Regions from separate parts of the Homo sapiens genome. Here region 2 is linked to region 1. Evidence: chromatin contacts called from ENCODE Hi-C or POLR2A ChIA-PET data. All regions are on one chromosome and are shown on one strand. The core of a region is the stretch at or near the end of the contact, and the rest is flanking DNA. Distances in the headings are between cores, read along the strand shown.

Region 1 (3,323 bases), core at 535-3,034:
CGGGAGGCTGAGGCAGGAGAATGGCGTGAACCCGGGAGGTGGAGCTTGCAGTGAGCTGAGATCAGTTTACTGCACTCCAGCCTGGGCGACACAGCGAGACTCCGTCTTGAAAAAAAAAAAAAGTACTACCAGAAAGCAGAAGCAGACAAATTCCTGCTTATTCTTCCCTCCATGGTCATGTCTGGACACTTACCTGGGTGAGACTTACAAAGTGATTGAGATTCTGAGTGATAGAGAACTAGACTATTTGGTTAGGGACTTTTTTTTTTTAACTTCATGGAACTTTAGGTTTCACAGTAGCTTGACTTTCATTTCCTCTCTCTCTCCCTCTCCCCTTCTCTCTCTGAAGAAATGCCTTCTACACCTTTTAATTCTTGACAATTAAAGGAAACCAGGACGAGGCAGCAGAGAACTGGCTGTTTAGGTTTTGATCTCGGTTTAAAGAGCGAACCTGAGGTTGACTTCTATTAGTCCATCTTTGTTAATCAACTTAGGGTGAAAAAAAAAATCCCAGAACTTGAAAATCCCAGATGTATCCAAATCAAACACATGGCTTGTAGCTTTACCTCAGAATAGTGAGAATTCCAAGAGCCCAGGCAATAGTTGTTTGAGTTTCCAATAAAATTTTGCTGGCCGGGTGCGGTGGCTTACGCCTGTAATTCCAGCACTTTGGGAGGCCGAGACGGGCGGATCCCTTGAGGTCAGGAGTTTGAGACCAGCCTGGCCAACATGGTGAAACCCTGTCTTGAGTGAGCATTACTGCCTGAGTTCCACCTCCTGTCAGATCAGCGGCAGCATTAGATTCTCGTAGGAACACGAACCCTATTGTGAACCGTGCATGTGAGGGATCTAGGTTGCGTGCTCCTTATGAAAATCTAATGCCTGATGATTTATAGTTGACAGTTTCATCCTGAAACCATCCCCCTCCCCCTGTTACCCCTACCCCAGCCGGTGGAAAAACTGTCTTACACAAAACCAGTCCCTGGTGCCAAAAAGGTTGGGGACTGCTGAGCTACAGCATTATTGGGAAAATTATATACTATGCCCAACGCATAGCACAAGACCTGGCACATCAAAATTGCTCAAGATGGCCTGGGGCAGTGGCTTACGCCTGTAATCCTAGCACTTTGGGAGGCTGAAGTGGGTGGATTGCCTGAGCTCAGGAGTTTGAGACCAGCCTGGGCAACATGACGAAACCTCATCTCTACTAAAAATACAAAAAATTAGCTGGGCGTGTTGGTGTGCACTGTAATCCCAGCTACACAGGAGGCTGAGGCACAAGAATCACTTGAACCCGGGAGGGGAAGGTTGTAGTGAGCCGAGATCATGCTCCAGCCTGGGTGACAGAGTGAGACTCTGTCTCAAAAAAAAAAAAAAAAAAAGGCCAGGTGCAGTGGCTCACGCCTGTAATCCCAGCACTTTGGGAGGCCAAGGCGAGTGGATCACTTGAGGTCAGGAGTTCGAGACCAGCTTGGCCAACATGGTGAAACCCCCTCTATACTAAAAGTACAAAAAAAATTAGCGGGTATGGTGGCAGACACCTGTAATCCCAGCTACTCGGGAGGCTGAGGCAGGAGAATCGCTTAAACCTGGGAGGTGGAGGTTGCAGTGAGCTAAGATTGTGCCACTGCACTCCATTCTGGGTGACAGAGCAAGACTCCATCTCAAAAAAAAAAAAAAAATTGCTCAACTATTGCTGGCTAATGACTATTAAGTTTCACTTTACCCTGTCCCTGATGGTCTATTTACTCTGCTTGCAAACAACTGGCGGGCAGAGTCATCCATAATTTAATGGCAGTCATTGCTTATGATTTTCAGTATTTGGGTGGAGAACTACTTATCAAAGCCAAGTACTGTGTGTTCTGTTTCTATGTCATGTTTATTCAATCACTAAATAACCACAGTTTCTGTCCTTGGCCTTATATTACTCAGTAGTTCTATGATTTAATCATCGAAATTGTATCTGGTCTTAAATTATGTTTGTAAGTAGTCTTCCAGTAGGAAAAGCAGGCCTCCACCCGTTATAGATCATTCTGCCTAGAAATTTTAGTCATAGATTTTGTCCAGTCCAAATACAAATATTAATATATTGTTTTCTATAATTTTAAGGTAAGACTGCTTAATACTATGTTTTCAAAATATTGCCAAATATCATCTCTTTCATTCTTATCTGCTGGATTCAACTGATCTTATGCTCTCTCAAAACTTTTGCTCTGGCCCTAGTTAATTAATACTCAAGAACTAAAAGTGATTTCTTGGTAGGTTTCTGTTTCCAACTTCTTCCCATTTCAATTCACGTTGGATGCTACAAAACATTTCACAAAACATACCAATTTATCCATGAACACCTTTCTTTACATTTTCTCACACTCTCAGTTTAGATATGAACCATGATGCCCTTAGCTTGGAGTTAGAGGAGACTCTAGATTATGTTTAAACTATATTGTATGTTTGACTATCATAACATCATTTTTTGGAATCTGACCACACTCTTGGCCAACTACATCCTGATATCATAGCAACTGAAAGTGTAGCCAAGTATTTTAATGTCAAGTAAACTGCTATGTGTTGAGGATGGTTGGAATTGGAATTGGAACAGCCAGTTTTGACTTCCCTCTTAAGTAGTGGGGTTCTGAAGTCAAAATATTCTGCTTATTAGTTTTTCTCCATTTCCCCCTAAATTAGGTAATATTCTATCCTTAATATATTTTACCTTTTTTTTTGTTTTCCTTTTTAAAAAAAAAAATAATAGACACAATGTTGCCCATGTTGATCTCAAACTCCTGGGCTCAAGTGATCCTCCTGCCTCAGCCTCCCAAAGTGCTGGGACTATAGGCATTAGCCCAGACTTTTTAAATCTTTTAAACAGGGCACTGATGATAATCTAACTGCATGCCTGTATTGTCTTAGAATATTTTTAGTTAATATTGCTGGGCGCAGTGGCTCACGCCTATAATCCCAGCACTTTGGGAGGCTGAGGCGGGCAGGTCACGAGGTCAGGAGATTGAGACCATCCTGGATAACATGGTGAAACCCTGTCTCTACTAAAAATACAAAAAAATTAGCCGGGTGTGGTGGCACATGCCTGTAATCCCAGCTACTTGGGAGACTGAGGCAGGAGAATCGCTGGAACCCAGGAGGCAAAGGTTGCGGTGAGCCAAGATTGTGCCATTGCACTCCAGCCTGGGTAACGAGAGTGAAACTCCATCTCGAAAAAAAAAAAAAAGAATATATTTAGTTAATATTAATATCTGGCTGGGCACGGTGCCTCACACCTGTAATCCCAGCATTTTGGGAGGCAGAGGTGGGTGGATCACCTGAGG
Region 2 (3,323 bases), core at 497-2,996, 210 kb after region 1:
TTCTTCTCTTCTGCCTTTGAAAAATGGCAATTGATAAGAGTAGAACCAGGGTGGAGAAGAAGCAACAACCCAGGAATATCAGTGGTTTCTTCTGCACAAGGAATAAGCAGACAGTGCACTCTGTATTTTCTTGGGTCTGACTGCATCTAGAACTACTGTTCTCAAAAGGGAAGCCCCTGCTGCTGATCACTTTGTTGTAAAATTGTATTGAGGATTTAGCTTTAAAATCAGATGTGAAGAATCCAAATCTGGGTTTAGATTTCTCTTCAGCCAGTTTGAATGCATAATAGCCTTTGATTCTGACTTTATCAATCAGGTATGCTGAAAAAGATAAGAAATTAACATTAATCACAAATGGACTATGAAGTATCTTTGAGGAAGAATTTAGTTTTCATTGAAACAAGCTAAAATTATGCCCATAATAAAGGTAGTGATTTTTATTAGAGGGTTTTTTTTGACATTTATTCTTTTATGATCTATGTAAAGGAGAAGGTGAAAATATGTATAATTTAAGTCTGAAAAATTTGTAGTGAAACTTGATCCATAAATAATCCAAAAACTCTTGGAGGAAAAAGCAAATTTAAGGAGCAGAGCAATGAAGGTTGTCACTTTTGTTTAAAGGGTCACAAGCAGAAAAACGTTGCCTATTTGGCCTGATTGTGAACCTCAGATGTGCTCTTGGTGCAGCCCAGGAATCACAGTTGGTTTTACCCACTCACTCACTGTCGCTCGCTTAAGCTACCATGATGTGGTTATTTCACATTGCATGCTTGTATCGAAACATTTCATGCATCCCATAAATTTATACACCTGTTTACCCACAACCATTTTTTTAAAGCCTAGCAAGCATGGTGAAAATAAGTAACCCAAAATAGTGACTGTTTATCCTGGGGAGTGAGATTTCAGGTGATTTTTTAAAAACTTCTCCACGTGCCCAGTTTTCTATAATTGGTGTGTGTTACTTTTATGATTTTAAAATTTTTTCAAAAATCCCATAGGCCAGTTTTCAGGACAAAATTCAATTGACAGGACTTGGGTGCCACAAATTGGATGCTGTCAGGCACCAGCCTGCTGCTCCCATTCTTTGTTCTTGTCAGGTAACAGGAATCTCGCTCTGCCCTGTGTCTGAAGGGGCCCCGCCCTTACCTTTCAGCACCTCCTGAAGGTACTTCCCTAGGTAGTACTTCCGGAGCCGGTCATCCTCCAGAGCCTGGTCGTCGATGCCACTGGCGGTGATGTAAATGTCCATGTCGCCGTAGTTCCTCCGGACCCACCGCAGCAGCTTGCGCACCCCCCAGGGAATCACAGCCAGGCGCGTGGGGGAGCTCAGGCGGGTGATGTCCTGCAGAAACTGGATGTCCCTGTCCGAGTCGTAGCGGCTGCCGGCCAGCTGCTCGTGCATCACGAACCTAGTGGTGAAGTGGTTGAGCGCGCAGAAGTCGACCGTGCCCTTGAGCAGCCTCCTTTCGGCCTCGGTGAGGCGCGGCAGGGCCGAGCTGGAAAGCCCCCGTCGGTGCTTGGAGGCAATGTATTCCCTCATGGCCGCGGGGTAGTCCCCGGTCTTGAAGAGCGGCTCGGCGAACCAGGCGATCTCGAACTGCAGGAAGCGCTCGGCCGCCCTCCAGTGCGAGTCAGCATAGGGGTTGGCGGGTTCCGCCCAGTCCGCGTGCAGCGACAGCGACACGGCCCCGCGCTGTGAGGGCCTGAACTGCCGGTCGTAGAGGCGCCAGGCCAGGGCGTGGGCCACCAGCAGGTTGTGCGCCGCCCCGTAGGTGTCGTTGCCAGAGCGGTTGTAGATGTCACTTAGCCGGTTAGGCTCGTTGATGGTGATCCAGAGCTTCACCAGGTCCCCCAGCTCCTGGAAGCACAGCCCAGCGTAGGCCTGGAAGGCCTCGGCCGTCGATGGGTTCAGCCACCCGTCGGCATGCAACAGAGGCTCGGGGAGGCCTAGGTGGGCGTGGGTCGGATAATACAGGGTGACCATCGCGGAGATGCCAAGCTTCAGCCCCTCACTGACCACGCACCTGTAGTACCTCAGGGCCTGTCGGTTCACCGCGGACAGGTTGCCAGTGGGAAGGACCGAGGCCCAATCCAGAGCAAACCGGTAGTGGGTGACTTTCATTCTTGCCAACATCTCAAGTTGTTTTTTGATGTTTACAAAATCTGTGCATTGAGCGGGTCGTGTTTTCAGCCTCACCCCTTCCACTCGGTGCAACAGTCTGTTGCCAGTGGCGTTCCACACGTACAGATGAGGATCGCTGAACTGTGGGGACGAAGCCACAGACTCGGGCTGTGAAAAACAAGCTCATTTAGGTCAAGCATGCGCTGGCAGATGGAGGCTCAAGTGATCTGCCTACCTCTGCCTCCCAAAGTGCTGGGATTACAGGCCACCACGCCAGGCCTATTCCAGCCCTTGAAATCTCCCAAGGAGACCAGAAAACAGAGAAGGAGCCACACCCAGGTCCTGGCTTGGAAAACAAGTTGTTTGAGAAAACATTGGGAAGCCATTTTCCAGTTCATTTAACTTTAAACCCTAGGTTATATATGGTGGGGTTTGAAGTGATTCTGTTCAAATGCATCAGGAAATTGGCTTGGTACACTCAATTAAAAGCAATTACAAAAGAGATTCTAAACCCTGCCATAAATTGAAGACAAAGTTGAAATTCCTGTTGTAGAGATTTCACTGAGAAGAGGAGGTTGACCCCAGGCACAATTCCTTAAAAAGGCTGGTGCGGTGGGGTAGGCAATGACCCCTTGCTTTTGCTGAATGCAAATTTCTAACTTGTATTTAAAAAATCCAGGCCGGGCGCGGTGGCTCATGCCTGTAATCCTAGCACTTTGGGAGGCTGAGGCGGGCAGATCACCTGAAGTTGGGAGTTTGAGACTAGCCTGACCAACATGGAGAAACACCGTCTCTACTAAAAAAAAAAAAAAAAACAAAAAAACAAGATTAGCCAGGCGTGGAGGCGCATGCTTGTAATCCCAGCTACTCTGGAGGCTGAGGCAGGAGAATCGCTTGAACGCAGGAGGCGAAGGTTGCAGTGAGCCGAGATCATGCCATTGCACTCCAGCCTCGGCAACAAGAGCAAAAACTCCATCTCAAAAAAAAAAAAAAAAGAAAAGAAAAGTTCAAGTGATAACACATTTGCATCCATCATGTCTCCCCGACCCATGTGCCTGTGAGAACATAGCATTTATTCATCCAACAGATGAATAAATGGGTTATGGGTGGAAAGGACAGTAGACTATCCCTAGAAACTCCCAAGGTTGACACTTGGATCTGACAGAGTCTCATTCTGTGTCTCTCCACGAAGGAGAGAGCC

The links. Hi-C counts contacts between places; a loop is a spot of excess contacts on that map. ChIA-PET counts read pairs that join two places held with the same protein, here RNA polymerase II (POLR2A). Pooled maps may share reads with other maps.
Region 2: a pooled map shows a loop between it and region 1 (2.3-fold over the local background). The contact joins two enhancer-like sites. A Hi-C loop is called at or near these places in 1 of 168 maps with a recorded cell type or tissue (ovary) and 5 of 50 pooled maps. POLR2A ChIA-PET finds 5 or more read pairs at or near these places in 6 of 52 experiments (H1, K562, PC-9 and 3 more).

What each region holds. Positions count from the first base shown.
Region 1 is chr4:39,654,597-39,657,919 of GRCh38, reverse strand. The region is part of intron 4 of SMIM14-DT (SMIM14 divergent transcript); the gene reads right to left. Among named protein-coding and RNA genes, the nearest start is that of SMIM14-DT, 17 kb to the right of the region's middle. RefSeq lists a silencer at 85-285. Within about 2 kb of position 1,784, at least 4 of the 41 ENCODE cell types and tissues checked have a DNase peak (open chromatin) inside an H3K27ac peak, as active enhancers do.
Region 2 is chr4:39,445,299-39,448,621 of GRCh38, reverse strand. KLB (klotho beta) reads right to left here. Exons shown (of 5, transcript NM_175737.4): 4 at 1,147-2,290; 5 at 1-321. Among named protein-coding and RNA genes, the nearest start is that of RPL9, 12 kb to the left of the region's middle. RefSeq lists an enhancer at 1,304-1,493. Within about 2 kb of position 1,746, at least 13 of the 41 ENCODE cell types and tissues checked have a DNase peak (open chromatin) inside an H3K27ac peak, as active enhancers do.